Linked DNA regions of Homo sapiens: region 2 is linked to region 1. The links are chromatin contacts, found by Hi-C or POLR2A ChIA-PET in ENCODE. All regions are on one chromosome and are shown on one strand. Each heading gives the region's core, a stretch centred on a gene start or an enhancer-like site at or near the end of the contact. The rest is flanking DNA. Distances are from core to core; before and after follow the strand shown.

Evidence for each region. A loop is a pair of places that touch in the nucleus more often than their neighbours do. ChIA-PET counts read pairs that join two places held with the same protein, here RNA polymerase II (POLR2A). Pooled maps may share reads with other maps.
Region 2: a loop to region 1 is called in a pooled map, with 2.1 times the contacts of the local background. The contact joins two enhancer-like sites. A Hi-C loop is called at or near these places in 1 of 50 pooled maps. POLR2A ChIA-PET finds 5 or more read pairs at or near these places in 4 of 52 experiments (B cell, K562, Panc1 and 1 more).

What each region holds. Positions count from the first base shown.
Region 1 is chr11:64,855,283-64,862,913 of GRCh38, reverse strand. It overlaps EHD1 (EH domain containing 1), which reads left to right. Exons shown (of 5, transcript NM_006795.4): 3 at 2,578-2,990; 4 at 7,428-7,592. Among named protein-coding and RNA genes, the nearest start is that of CDC42BPG, 14 kb to the right of the region's middle. RefSeq lists enhancers at 1,376-1,505, 1,636-1,685, 3,898-3,967, 7,138-7,631, 7,585-7,631. Within about 2 kb of position 4,138, at least 20 of the 41 ENCODE cell types and tissues checked have a DNase peak (open chromatin) inside an H3K27ac peak, as active enhancers do.
Region 2 is chr11:65,146,660-65,154,290 of GRCh38, reverse strand. It overlaps the pseudogene RNU2-23P. Among named protein-coding and RNA genes, the nearest start is that of SYVN1, 16 kb to the right of the region's middle. RefSeq lists a silencer at 1,398-1,577 and an enhancer at 3,486-3,535. Within about 2 kb of position 3,455, at least 31 of the 41 ENCODE cell types and tissues checked have a DNase peak (open chromatin) inside an H3K27ac peak, as active enhancers do.

The sequences.
Region 1 (7,631 bases), core at 2,889-5,388:
GGGCAGAGGAAGAGGTGAGGATTTCTTTTGTTTTGTTTTTGAGACAGGGTGTCGCTCTGTCGCCCAGGCTGGAATGCAGTGGCATGATCACGGCTCACTGCAGCCTCAACCTCCTGGGCTCAGGTTATCCTCCTGCCTTAGTCTCCCAAGTAGCTGGGACTACAGGCCTGCACCACCTTTGTAGAGTCGGGATTTTGCTATGTTGCCCAGGCTGAAGTGGAAATATTTAGAAGAGGCCTAGTTGTCATATAGGATTCAAAACTGCTGTTGAAGAGGCCTAGTTGTCATATAGGATTCAAAACCGCTGTTACAGAGACCCAAAAATCATTGGCTTAAGTCAGATAGCCAATAGTTTATGTGAAAAACAACAGTCTAAGGCCATTCTGAACATGCAGCTTTCATCTCTGAACCCGAGGTGCTTCCTCCAGCTCCTCCCATCACATCAGCATCCCCGTCCTCAGGAGGGAGAAAACAACAGAGGGCTCATGCACCTTTTCTTGTTCATTCTGCTGAAGGAGGCTGGGAAATGCAATCTGAAGCTGGGAGGCCATGAATCCAGCTGAAACTGGATAGTTATATCTGGTTCCTTCCTTTAGGAGGAATTTCAATTAGCAGTCTCTGCCACAGGCGACAGAATTCACTTTAATTGGTGGGCCTTAATTGGGTCATAATGGGTTGGTGGGAAGCAATATAGAATAGAGTTTAGAATCCAGGCGCGGTGGCTCAGGCCTGTCACCCCAGCACTTTGGGAGGCCAAGGCGGGAGAATCTCTGAGCCCAGCAGTTCAGCATAGACAACATAGTGAGACCCCCATCTCTACAAAATAAAAATTTAAAAATTAGCCAGACATGGTGGCACACGCCTGTAGTCCCAGCTACTCAGGAGTCTAAGGTGGGGGGGATGGCTTGAGCCCAGGAGTTCAAGGTTGCAGTGAGCGAAGATTGTGCCACTGCACTCCAGCCTGGGTGACAGAGCAAAACCCTGTCTCTAAAAAAATGAATATAAAATTTTTTTAAAAAGAATATGGAGCTTAAAGCTGGAGTCTGTCCAGTCCAACCACTTTGTTTTGGAGAAGTGTTTAAGACCCAGGAAGGGGAAGTGGTTCGTAGCACTTCCTGGGCTTCTTGTAGAGCAGAGGTCAGCAAACTTTTTCTGTAAGGGTGGGATAGTTAATACTTCCAGCTTTGCAGACCTTATAGTTTCTGTCACAACGACTGAACTCTGCTGTGTTAGACAAAAGAAGCCATGGATAATACAAATGAGCATGGCTGTGTTTCAATAAAACTTTATTTATACAAACAGGTGGTGGGCCAGGTTTGATCCCTGAGCTGTAGTTTGCCAACCCTTGTTGCAGAAAATAAGTGAGATTCCTGCAAAATGGGGAGCCTGGCACATCAGCACTGAAAAAGTAGCAGCTGCAGTTACTTTTGCAGGCGCCTCTTGTCACTACCGTCCCAGGGCATACAGCAGGCAGGTGGCAACACTGGAGTCTATGTTCTACCCTCTGTGCTGTGCTGAGCACAGTGCTGGGTCTCCTCCTCACTCTCGCCCTCCTCTGACCCACCTTAGAGCTTGCACTGTGGGACGACCTTTGCATTAGCACCTGTTTATGCCAAGTGCTACATGGGTTGGGGAGTGTTATGGTGGGGGCAGGAATAGGGGAGATAATCCTGCCCTCAGGGTGCTGTGCTGTCTAGATGAACACCTAGGAATTTTTTTTTTTTTTTTGAGACGGAGTCTCGCTGTGTCACGCAGGCTGGACTGCAGTGGCACAATCTCGGCTCACTGCAACCTCTGCCTCCTGGTTTCAAGCAGTTCTCCTGCATCAGCCTCCTGAGTAGCTAGGACTACAGGCATGTGCCACCACACCCGGCTATTTTTTTTTTTTTTTTTTGAGATGGAGTCTCACACTGTTGCCCAGGCTGGAGTGCAGTGGCGCAATCTCAGCTCACTGCAACCTCTGCCGCCCAGGTTCAAGCAATTCTCCTGCCTCAGCCTCTCGAGTAACTGGGATTACAGGTGCCCACCACCATGCCGGGCTAATTTTTGTATTTTCAGTAGAGACAGGGCTTCACTATGTTGGCCAGGCTGGTCTTGAACTCCTGACCTTGTGATCCACCCACCTCAGCCTCCCAAAGTGTCGGGATTACAGGTGTGAGCCACTGTGCCTGGCCTTTTCTTTTTTTTTTTTTTTTCGCGACAGTTTTGCTCTTCTTACCCAGGCTAGAGTGCGGTGGCATGGGCTTGGCTCACCACAACCTCCACCTGCTGGGTTCAAGCGATTCTCCTGCTTCAGCCTCCTGAGTGCTCGCGCCACCCTGCCCGGCTAATTTGTGTATTTTTAGTGGAGACAGGGTTTCACTATGTTGGCCAGGCTGGCCTCAAACTCATGACCTCGTGATCCTCCCACCTTGGCCTCCCAAAGTGTTGGGATTACAGGCGTGAGCCACCACGCCCGGCCTATAGGAATTTTAAAAACTATCTCAGGCTGAGAAATACCAGGCCAGGTTGGAGATGAGAGCCATCAGAGCAGCAGGTCCCTTGGCGCCCCTGAGCTCTCCCTTCTCTTCCCCCCAGGCTATGACTTTGCAGCCGTCCTGGAGTGGTTCGCGGAGCGTGTGGACCGCATCATCCTGCTCTTCGACGCCCACAAGCTGGACATCTCCGATGAGTTCTCGGAAGTGATCAAGGCTCTGAAGAACCATGAGGACAAGATCCGCGTGGTGCTGAACAAGGCAGACCAGATCGAGACGCAGCAGCTGATGCGGGTGTACGGGGCCCTCATGTGGTCCCTGGGCAAGATCATCAACACCCCCGAGGTGGTCAGGGTCTACATCGGCTCCTTCTGGTCCCACCCGCTCCTCATCCCCGACAACCGCAAGCTCTTTGAGGCCGAGGAGCAGGACCTCTTCAAGGACATCCAGTCACTGCCCCGAAACGCCGCCCTCAGGAAGCTCAATGACCTGATCAAGCGGGCACGGCTGGCCAAGGTAGACCCTGGGGTGAGGGGAGCAGCCTATTGCCAGGCAGGGCCATGGGGCTCTGAGACTGGCACTCAGGGCCCCAGGATTGCCCGAGACCCTTCCCAGCTCACTTCACAGGCAGACCTGCACTGCGCTGTTTCCCTCTATAGAAACCAGTCTTTGGTCAGCACCCGCGTGCAGCCTGCTCTTAACTAAGATTCTCTACCCGGCCTCCCTCTAAACCTGTTCTGTTTGTGGTTTATACCCCATCTACTTTCAGGAAGGGTTTGACTGTGCTTACAACACAGAAACAGCACACAGGAAGTTACCGCTGAAGCAAAGGAGGCAGCCTCAGAAATGGAGTGTTGGGGGATAGAGCTCTAAGGCTTGTTGGCTTCCCTCTAGGGTTTTTTGTTTTTGTTTTTGTTTTTGAAGCGGAGACTCGCTCTGTTGCCCAAGCTGGAGTGCAGTGGCATGATCTCGGCTCATAGCAACCTCCACCTCCCAGGTTCAAATGATTCTCCTACCTCAGCCTCCCGAGTAGCTGGGATCACAGGCACGCACCACTATGCCCAGCTGATTTTTGTATTTTTATTAGAGACAGGGTTTCACCATGTTGGCCAGGCTGGTCTCAAACTCCTGATCTCAGGTGATCTGCCCACCTCAGCCTCCCAGAGTGCTGGGATTACCCCTCTGGGGTTTACTGAGCCTGAAGTGCACTCAGCACAGTGCTGGATGCCGGGTACTGGCGGGGAGTGACACACAGCCCCTGTCCACTCCTCAGCCTTCATGGGGAAAGCAGAGCACGCAAACAAAAAATAAACATCAGTTATTTGTGTCGTCTCGGAGCGAGCACAGGCTGCTGCGGGAGCTGGCGCTAGGGGCTGTCCCAGTGGAGTAGAAGGGCTGGGGGGGCCTGGCAGGAGCTGAAGCTTAAGCTGTGACAGGAAGCAGCTCGTGAGGAGACAGGGTGCCAGCCTGCAGCCCGGGGAGCACTGTGCATGGAAGCCAAGGTCACGCTGAGGCAGTGTCAGTTCAGCAGGCCTTGCAGACCATCCTTAGGTCTCCTGGCAGCCCAGGCCTGGTGGCACCTATCAGCAGCCTCTGAATGGCCAAAGGGTTTGGAATCTCAGTGGCTGACCAAGTACTTGAGTGAGAGCCGGTGTGGGTGGGGCCAGGAAACAAAGGTTAATGCCACCAGCGGGCCCTTCCAACACAGAATGACAGAACACATGCCCTTGGCGTGTCTGACTTTGGATAGCACCCTATCGTGAGCCAGCCTAGACGAGTCACCATGAGTGACAGTCCCGGCTGTGGTTGGGGTTGACCCCGTGGACAGGAGTGTTTGACACAGATTGTCTGAACAGCTGAGAAGTGACCAAGCCCACATTTGTATCAGCAGGGCACCTAGCTATTCTTTCAGGCTCTTAGCACAGGGCTCGGTTGTTTCAGAAATAGGCTCCAGCCAGGCATGGTGGCTCATCCTGTAATTCCAGCACTTTGGGAGGCCAAGGTGGGTGGGCGCATCACCTGAGGTCAGGAGTTCGAGACCAGCCTGGCCAACATGGCAAAACCCCATCTCTACTAAAAAAAATACAAAAATTAGCCGGGCGTGGTGGTGCGTGCCTGTAATCCCAGCTACTTGGGAGGCTGAGACAGGAGAATCACTTGAACCCAGGAGGGAGAGGTTGCAGTGAGCTGAGATCACACCACTGCACTCCATCCCAGGTGGCAGAGCAAGACTCTGTCTCAAAAAAAAAGAAAAGAAATAGGCTCTGGCCAGGCATGGTGGCTCACGCCTGTAATCCCAGCACTTTGGGAGGCCAAAGCAGGAGGATCCCTTAAGGCCAGGAGTTAGAGACCAGCCTGAGCAACCTAGTGAGACCCTGTCTCTATTTAATTTAAAAAAAAAAAAAAAAAAAAAGGCCCTTGCCGTAGCTCCTATCTCCAGGCCAGCCAGGCCGGAGCGTGGCTGGGGAACTGTCCTGCCTGCCAAGCCAGGCCCTTTGGTGATACGTCCCCAGTTCTTCAACAGAGCAGGGTGCTTGCCCCCACCTCATGGCATGCAGGGGGTACCAGGGTAGACATCATGTGGGCATGAAGGCTTCAGTGACAGATGTGCCTGTGGCCAGGGTCACAGTCCCCTGATCTCCAGAATATAACTGAGGACTGAGGATGGGCACTTCCTGGGGAGCCCATGTCCCTGCCTGCTCAGAGGCATGGAGACTGCAGGCGTTGAGCACAGTGGCCCTCGTACCCACTCTGTCTGGAGGCCAGTCAGAGGGCATGTGGGTGCTACCTGGTCTGAGCAGTGAGAACTGACCCTTCATCCTTTGCCACCACTGTCCTCCCATTGTGCCCCAAGTACCCTGGGCCCCACCTCACCCTGTAGATGAGGAATTCTCATTCTGGCCTGAACCTCCGTGAGCTGTGTGCACGGGCGTGGGTCAGATGCCGGCTCTGGAGGACAGAGGGCTGCGTGTTTTTCTTATTTTTAATTTTATTATTTTATTTTTTGATTTTTTTGGAGATGGAGTTTCACTCTGTTACCTAGGCTGGAGTGCAGTGGCGCAATCTCGGCTCACTGCAACCTCCGCTTCCCAGGCTCAAGCCATTCTCCTGCCTCAGCCTCCTGAGTAGCTGGGATTGCAGGCGCCCGTCACCACACCCAGCTAATTTTTATATTTTAGTAGAGACGGGGTTTCACCATGTTGATCAGGCTGGTCTCGAACTCCTGACTTTAGGTGATCCGCCTGCCTCGGCCTCCCAAAATGCTGGGATTACAGGCGTGAGCCACCGCGCCCGGCTGGCTGGATGTTTTTCTAGATCTCTCCCTTCTGGAGCCTCCCTGTGAGTGGAGCCAGCTTTGAGAGAGGAACCCATACAAAAACCCAGGTGACTGACCCTGGCCTCAAAGGACAAAGGACGTCCTGAGCTGAGGGGTGTGGGTGTGGCCCTAGCTGAGTTTCTCTCCTTGCAGGGCAGAGAGAGCTCCCTTGCTCAGCCACCTTTGAGGACAGACAGGACAAGGGGCAGGCATGAGCCCCTGCCTGGTCGTCTGTGAGACCATGTGTGACTGCCAGGCCCCAGGCACACTGAGTCACCGCGCCTGGAAAACCCTGTGGCCTCCAGTGTTGCCTCACACCTGCCACTTCCTTTTCCTGGAGTGAGTGGTGCTCTCTGTGATGACTCCCACCGGCCTGGGATCTGCCTGCCACAGTGTCCCTGGGGAGACTCTAGATCCAGACCCACATGGCACGGGGCTGCCTCCCTCAGGCAGTTCTCAGCCAGGCCCCCACCCAGGGCACAGGCTCAGGCTGAGCGGGGTGGTGGATGGGCTGGAGCCGGGGAGAAGGGCAGCAAGGCTGGCTGGCCGCAGCCCTCTGTGGCTGGACACGACTTGGCAAGGCCGAGGGATCTGAGGGCTGGGCTACTCTCGAGGGCTGCCAGGTTCCCAGCTTGCTGCAGGGAAATGAAGGGGGTGCCGCCCTGAACAGGCACATGCCTAAGCAAGGTATTGATGCTTGGATAAAGCTGGCAACCACCAGGAGAAGCCTTTTTGGGATTTTTCAAATCCTTCGTCATCCGAGCTGTGATGATGGAGTGGAGCGTGGCACGGGCCCATTGGAGTTCTGTGGGCTCCATCGGCACTCAGCAGGGATTTGGACGTGCAGGCTGGTGGGCCCTGCAGGAAGCCTGCTCCCTGCTCTGCTGCGTGGGAGGGGGCAGCTCGGGGGAAGGGGGCTTGCAGAGAAACAGAAGAACATGGGCTGTGGGGCACCTTCAGCAGCCCGGGGTTCCAATCCCAGCTCCTCCATGTGGGAGCCAAGCACCCCAGGCAGCCTTTCCCAGCCTTGCTTAGGGCCGGGTTGGGAGAATCCCACCCCGCAGGGCTGTGGTGAGGGTTGAACGGAGGGTGTGTGGTGAGGGTTGAGCGGAGGGTGTGTGATGCGTGGTGAGGGTTGAGCGGAGGGTGTGTGATGCGTGGTGAGGGTTGAGCGGAGGGTGTGTGATGCGTGGTGAGGGTTGAGCGGAGGGTGTGTGATGCGTGGTGAGGGTTGAGCGGAGGGTGTGTGATGCGTGGTGAGGGTTGAACAGAGGGTGTGTGATGTGCCCAGTGGTACACGACAAATTGCCTTCTTTGGGTTGACAGACTGGGTTTTACTCTTCCTGAATCATCACAATGATCCGTGCAAGGCCAAGGCTGTTGTCTTCTGTTTCAAGTGCGTTTTCCTGTCCTGTCCTCTGTCCTGTGGCAGTGGACAGCTGTGGCTCTTGCCAGATTGTGTCTGCTCCTAGGACTGTGGGAGCCGGTGGTGGTAGCGGCCTTGAGCTTGACCCATCCCTCCTGCTTCCCTGTTCCTGAGCGAGCACCTTGGAGTATCCTTGGAGTGTCCTTGGAGGCTCTGCTCTCGGGGGCAGCCTGGGCCAAGAGAGCGCCTGATGCTCACCCCGTCCTCACAGGTTCACGCCTACATCATCAGCTCCCTCAAGAAAGAGATGCCCAATGTCTTTGGTAAAGAGAGCAAAAAGAAAGAGCTGGTGAACAACCTCGGAGAGATCTACCAGAAGATTGAGCGCGAGCACCAGATCTCCCCTGGGGACTTCCCGAGCCTCCGCAAGATGCAGGTACGGCTGTCCCGAGGCCCCATGCAGGCTGGTGGCCAT
Region 2 (7,631 bases), core at 2,206-4,705, 290 kb before region 1:
TCAAAAAGAAAAAAGAAAAAATTTAAATTTGTAATAGAGACAGGGTCTCACTTTGTCCACCAGGCTGGTCTTGAACTCCTGGGCTTAAGTGATCCTTCCACCTTGGCCTCTCAAACTGTTGGGATTACAGGCGTGAGCCACCACACCCGGCCCCAGACATGTTATAACAAGTTAGTATGAGTTTATTTTGGTACCAAAAATTTTTGAAATTCATGCATTGTTTTTTCATAAGATGCATTTTCCATGAGCTTTTTGAAGAGCCCTTTTATATTTAGATGTATATAAAAATGAACAAGACCTTATAGAAAAATATAGTGTACCAAAACTAAAACAAATAGAAATAGAAACCCTGATTAGTCCTATAACATTAAACAAATTGAATAAGTAGACAAAGTCTTACCACAAAGAAAACTCCAGGCCTATATGGCTCCACCAGTAAGATTAACCAAACATTGAAAAAACAAATAATTCTATCTTGTATAAATTCTTCCAGAGTATTGAAGAAAAGAAGGACCTCCCCTCCACATGTCACAAGGGTAGTGTTCTTGACATGAAAACCTAATGGAGACTGCATGAGAAAGAAATACTGCAGGCTCATAAACACAGATGGAAAAATCCTAAGCAAATTATTAGCAAAATGAATTTGGTAATATATAGGAAGAGAACGCAGTGTGCCAAAGCTGGATTTATTCTAAAAATGCAAGGTTAGAGATGAGAAAACTGATGAATCTGATTTGCCCCCTTAACAGATTACAGGAGAAAATTGAACAATCTCAAGGATTGCAGAGAGTGCATCTTGCCATGTGCAGTGAACTAGACCCCACAAGTGCATATCACACCATGTAGTAGGGGACTTGAGGCAAGGAGCAGCAGGAGAGGCAGTGGCTGCGCAGAAAGTCCTTTGGGCCAGTTGTTGAGAGAGCATCTCGAGTTTGGGAGCCTTATCTGGAATGTGTCAGCTTTGCCCTAAATAAATAAAAATTACCCCACACTTTGTGGTTTAAATGAAAAAAAAAATGTATTATCTCACAGTTTCTGTAGATCAGGAATGTGGGAGCATTAACTTGGAGGTTCTGCCTCACAGTCTCTCGTGAGGTTTGCAGTCAAGATACTGGCCAGGGCTACCGTCTTCTGAGGGTTTGTGTGGGGCTGGAGGATCGCCTTCCCAGGTGGTTCACTTACACGGCTATTGGCTGGGGGGCCTCAGTTCCTCACCATGTGAACCTGTCCACAGGGCTGCTGAGTGTCTCATGACATGGCAGCTGGCTTCCCCAGAGCAAGAGATCCAAGAGACAGTGCAGACAGGAAGCCAAAGTGTGTTTGTGCCAGCTCTCCTAGGTCTCTCACCATCACTTTCATTGATTCTATTCTTTAGAAGTGAGTCACTAAGTCCAGTTTACATTCGCGGGAGGGGAGCGAGGTTCCATGTCTTGAAAGGAGGAGTATCAGGCCAGGCGCGGTGGCTCACACCTGTAATCCCAACACTTTGGGAGGCCAAGGCGGGCAGATCATGAGGTCAGGAGTTCAAGACCAGCCTGACCAACATGGTGAAACCCCATCTCTACTAAAAATACAAAAATCAGCCAGGCATGGTGGCACGCACCTGTAATCCTAGCTACTCAGGAGGCTGAGGCAGGAGAATCACTTGAATCTGGGAGGCAGAGGTTGCAGTGAGCCGAGATCGTGCCACTGCACTCCAGCCTGGGTGACAGAGCGAGACTCTGTCTAAAAAAGAAAGAAAGAAAGAAAGAAAGAAAGAGAGAGAGAAAGAAAGAGAGAGAGAAAGAAAGGAGGAGCATCTAGAATGCATGGACATTCCTAAAACCACCTCACCTGGGAGACTCAAGCCCTGGTTGAACCATCCTACTTGGTGCCTGTACTGGAATAAGAGGAAATCAGACAGCCAGAGGATTGTTTCACTTTCAACTCAGCTACAAAACTCCTTGGCCATTCATGTTCCCTGGCAATCACACTGCAGATGTCTAGAAACTTCGCATTTCCACTTTTTTTCTTACAAAAATGTCATTCAGAATCACATTTCCACTTTCTGAGGTAACTAATCACACCCTCTCCTCTCTCTGCAAAGCTCCAACATGACTTCTTTCCCTTTTTCTTTTTCTTTCTTTGCTTTGAGACAGGGTTTCACTGTCACCGAGGCTGTTTAGTGCAGTGGCTTGATCTCTGCTCACTGCAACCTCTGCCTCCTGGGCTCAAGCCATCCTCCCACCTCAGCCTCCTGAATAACTTGGACCACAGGTGCGTGCCACCAAGCCCAGCTAATTTTTTGTAGAGACAGGGTTTCGCCATGTTGCCCAGGCTGGTCTTGAACTCCTGGGCTCAAGCAATCTACCCCCCTTGGCCTCCCAAAATGCTGGGATTACAGGTGTGAGCCACTGCGCCCAGCCTCTTTCCCTTTTTCTTCTCCTCTATTTTACCTGAATCTGCACCTGTACACACTTTCTCTGCCTCCTCTCCTACTAGAATGGAACAGCCATCTTTCTCCTCCTTTCTTTTTTATTTTTATTTTTTTATACAGATAGGGTCTCACTATGTTGCCCAGGCTGGTCTCAAACTCCTGGGATCAGGTGATCCTCCCACCTCAGCCTCCCAAAGTGCTAGAATCATAGGCATGAGCCACCATGCCCAACCTCTCTCTTCCTTTCAAAGCTTCTGGGTCCTCCTCTTCTGCTCGACTCCTCTTCCTTCTTGATTTCTCAAAGTCATCACTTCTCTACACTTCTCTACGTGCTTCCTGGTTTATTTTTTGTCTTTAGTATTCTGTAAGCTTCATAAGGGAAGGGACTTTTTTCTATTTCATTTGCTAATACATTCATGACACTTAGAACAAGACCTGGTTCAAGGTGGGCACTGGATAAATACTTGGGTGAATAATAGAGTGAATGAATGGGAAGAGGGAAACTCCACCCATTCTAGCTGGAAGGAAAAATGAGGAGGCAGGAGGAGCAGGTGTGAGCGGTAGGAGAAAAGGTATGTGCCCTGAATTTCCTGCACTGGGCAGGAGTCTCATGAGGGTAGGTGTCTTTTTGCTCACCCTGGAATCCCAGCACCCAGCCCTGCACCTGGCACATACTGTGTGCTGATTGCCCAATCTGTACCTTAGTGCCCCAGCCCCTTTCTTTGTACTAGTCTTGGGTGATCCATGTTGCCCATGGATCTGTCCCCAGCCTGCCCCTCTATCCTACTTCCCTTTCTCAGATGCTCAGGCCAGCCTGAATTGAGTCCTAATGTGGCCTCACTGCCTGGCTGCCCGTGCCCTGGCAGAGGGAGGGGACATCAGCCTCCTGTCCCTGCTCTGCCCTCCGAGGACACCCAGACTCGAGACAACTGCCTAGGGTGGCAGCCTGCCAAGGGGCCTGAGGTGGCTGTTCCCTGGCTTTGCACAGAAACTGTTGGGAATGACTCAGCCCCGAGACACTGCTTCAATAGGAGGAAGAAGTCACCACAGGCCCTCACTGGAGGTGCAGCGCAGTGTCAGAGAAGTAGATAGAGTGCCTCCCGGCCACACGCCAGCAGGGTGACTCTGGCTGACTTTCTTAGCCTCTTCGAACATCTGTTTTCTTTTCTTATTTTTCTTCCTTTCTGTAACCTCAAGAATATCTGTTTTCTCAGTAATAAAATGACTAGTTGCCATGGGGATGAGAAAATGGACCTGTTACAAAGCGCGGGGGTTGAGAGAAGGGCCATGGGGCCACCCTGTCTGGGCTTAAGTCTTTTTTTTTTTTTTTTTTGAGAAGGAATCTCGCTCCGTCACCCAGGCTGGAGTGCAGTAGCGCAGTCTTGGCTCACTGCAACCTCCGTCTCCTGGATTCAAGCAATTCTCATGCCTCAGCCTTCCGAGTAGCTGGGACTACAGGCACCCACCCCCAATGCCTGGCTAATTTTTGTATTTTTAGTAGAGATGGGATTTCACCATGTTGCCCAGGCTGGTCTCGAACTCCCGACCTCAGGTGATCCCCCCACCCTTGCCCTCTCAAAGTGCCGGGATTACAGGCGTGAGGCACCGCACCCGACCTGGGCTTAAATCTTGACTTTGTCTTTCCCTATTAGTTGGGCAAACCTCAGGCAAGTTACTTAATCTCTCTGAGCCTCAGTTTCTTCATCTATGAAACCGATATGATAATAGTACCTGACTCAGGATTGACATAAAGGTTAAAACTGTAACTGCCCAACATTTATTATTCTCAGCCCTGCCCTGAAGGATGTCACAGACACAGAAGTGATTACAATGCAGGGTCATAGGGGCTGTGTTCACACAGGGACAAATGCTGTAGGCACCATGTGGTGGGGAGAGACTCACTCAGGTTCATGGCTGATGCTGGAAATGTGTAAGGGTGTGCACTAAGAATTTTCCAGACAAAGAAGAAAGGGAAAAGCATGCTACTTTATATAGGTTTGAGCAAAAGTGAAGATAGCTAGGCTGAAGAGGCAAGCAGAGTTTGGGGAATGAGACAAGTTAAGTTTGACCACAATACAAAGTGCATGATGAGGGCCGGGTAAGGTGGCTCATGCCTGTAGTCCCAGACTTTGGGAGGCTGAGGTGGGTGGATCACCTGAGGTCAGGAGTTCGAGACCAGCCTGGCCAACATATGAAATCCCATCTCTACTAAAAATACAAAAATTAACTGGGCATGGTGGCAGGTGCCTGTAATCCCAGCTACTCAGGAGGCTGAGGCAGGAGAATTGCTTAAACCCAGGAGGCGGAAGTTGTTGTAAGTCGAGATCACACCACTGCACTCTAGCGTGGTCGACAAGAGTGAGACTCCGTCTCAAAAATAAATAAATAACAAAGTGCATGATGAGGATTTGGTGGGGTTAGGAGGCAGGCTGGAAGCATATCATGCAGAAATCCAAATGCCCCCTTAGAAAGGCCTTTGTCAGATTAGCAAGCTCACACTTGTCACTGAGCATCTGTCTCAGCCTTCTCCCAGCTGGCTGCCTGGACCACAGAGGCTGGAACGGTAAAAAAAAAAAAAAAAAAAAAAAAAAAAAAAAAAAAAAAACCACACAAAACTTGAGTTACATATATTCCTTCTGGTTTTTTTTTTTTTTTTAAAAGACTGAGTTTCACTCTTGCTCCCCAGGCTGGGGTGCAGTGGTGTGATCTCGGCTCACTGCAATCTCTGTCTCCTGGGTTCAAGTGATTCTCCTGCCTCAGCCCCCCAAGTAGCTGGGATTACAGGCATGTGCCACCATGCCTGGCTAGTTTTTTATTTTTAGTAAAGATGGGGTTTCTTCATGTTGGTCAGGCTGGTCTTGAACTCCCGACTTCAGGTGATCCGCCCCCTTGGCCTCCCAAAGTGCAGGGATTATAGGTGAGAGCAACCGCACCCAGCCTCCTTCCACAGTTTCAATCATGTGAGACTTACATTTGGAACTAAGTGGAGTCGAGGGAGACAGGTAGCAGCCCTCGGGCACTCCTTCTGCTGGTGTGGTTCCAGCAGGGATAGTAAGGCTGGGCCCACTGCACTGTGGAGCTTTCCAGATTCTGGGCTTGCAGTTAGTGTCTCACCTGAGCAGCTGAGTATGCACTGCCTGTGACAATGCCACTCCAAGTAGATCTGCCAGGGACCCTTCCCAGGAAATTATTTATAACAATTCCAGCAGAGATGGCTTCTCATCCTCCTTGAAGCTACTGGACTCTGAGCCCCTGATTCTGCCACAGCTCATCACTCTAGACCTGTCAGGCTTAACACAATTCACTTATCCAACCATTCAATCATCCATCATCCACTTAGCCAATCCAGTCTTTTTTTTTTTTTTTTTTTTTTTTTTTTTTTTTTTTTTTTTTTTTTTTTGAGACAGAGTCTAACTCTGTCAGCCAGGCTGGAGTGCAGTGGCGCTATCTTGGCTCACTGCAACCTCGACTTCCTGGGTTCAAGTGATTCTTCTGCCTCAGCCTCCTGAGTAGCTGGGATTACAGGCACGCATCACCATACCTGGCTAATTTTTATATTTCTAGTAGATATGGGGTTTCATCCTGTTGGCCAGGCTGGTCTTGAACTCCTGACCTCACTCAGATGATCCACCTGCCTCGGCCTCCCAAAGTGCTGGGATTACAGGCGTGAGCCACCACGCTCAGCCCAATCATTTGTTGACTCACTTCTTCAACACTCCCTGAGTTCTTATTCTGTGGCAGGCCCTGGGTCTGGGGCCAAGAACAGGGAGTCAAATTAGATTAGGGCTGTGAAACAAGCCACTCTCAAACCTAGAGGCTTATGACAATACCAATCATTTATTTTCTTACCATTATGCAATTTGGGCAAGGCCTGGTTGAGACAGCTCTTCTTGTGCCTCCAGCTCCATCCTTGGAGCTGGAGGACCCTTCAAAGATGGTGCACTCCAATGGCTGGCAAGTTGATGCTGGCTAGAGCTATTTATTTATTTATTTATTTATTTATTTATTTATTTATTTAAATTCCCCCAGCCAATTGGATGGTAGGGCTAGAGCTTTTTATTCCCTATTTTTTTCATTTTTAAACTTTATCTCCCTTTAGGGGTACACTGTTCCTGGAGGTACTGCAATGCTAGGTAAATGTGTGGAGTGGGTGGGGCAAGCTCCTATTCCATCTCTTAGTTCCAAAAATCTATTTAATATAGATTGTGTCCTCGAATAGAGGACATATCAGATATTAAACTGATAAGAACAGATACTACACTTGATCTTACCCAAAAGGCTGAGAATGGAGCTTTGATTCTCCTCTACATGGGCCTCCCCACAGGACTGCTTGGGCTTCCTCACAGCATGGTGGCTGAATTCCAAGAGAAGAAAACAGAAGCTGCCAGTTCTGTTTTAAAGGGTAAGCCCAGAATTGGGCACAGCTTCATTTCCACCATATTCTACTGGTTCAAAGCAAGTCATAGGCCAAGTCCAGAATTAAGGGGGTGGAGAAGTAAACCCCACCTTTCCATGAGGGACGGGATAAGGAATTTATGAGCATTTATAATCCACAAACCTAACTAGGAGTGCAGTTTCATGCTGCTTGGATTGAGGAATTGACTGGTTGGATAACTGACTGGGTTTGATTAACACAAACTAAGGATTATTTCTCATTATATCTGTTTCCACATGGTGGACCTTTTCTGGAGTAACTAACACTGCAGAAAAGTGGCCTTGTCCCACTTTCTCTCACTCACCCCTCCCAAGAAGTAGAAAAGAGAGTTTTCTTGGTGAAGTTGTTAGAAGCAACTATGTATGGGACCCAAAGTGAGGTAGGAGGCAGGTCTCAATTCTGGAGGTGGGGCTGGGACACCAGACCAAATTGAGGACTTGCTAAAACAGGGATGGGGTGGAGGCAGCTTTCCATAAGACACACCCACCAGTGTGCCATGTCAGTTTACCATTGCCATGGTAACACCTGGAAGTTACTGCCTCTTTCTGTGTTAATGACCAAACGACTCAGAAGTTACCACCTTATTTTTAGAAATTTCTGCATAATCTTCTCCTTAATTTGCATATAATTAAAAGTGGGTATAAATATGACTGCAGAACTACCTCTGAGCTGCTACTCGGGGTAGCCCTGGTGTGCAAGGAACAGTACATCTGCTGCTGCTGTGCACTGCCACTTCACTAAAAGTGTCTGTCTAACAGCACTGGCTCACCCTGGAATTAT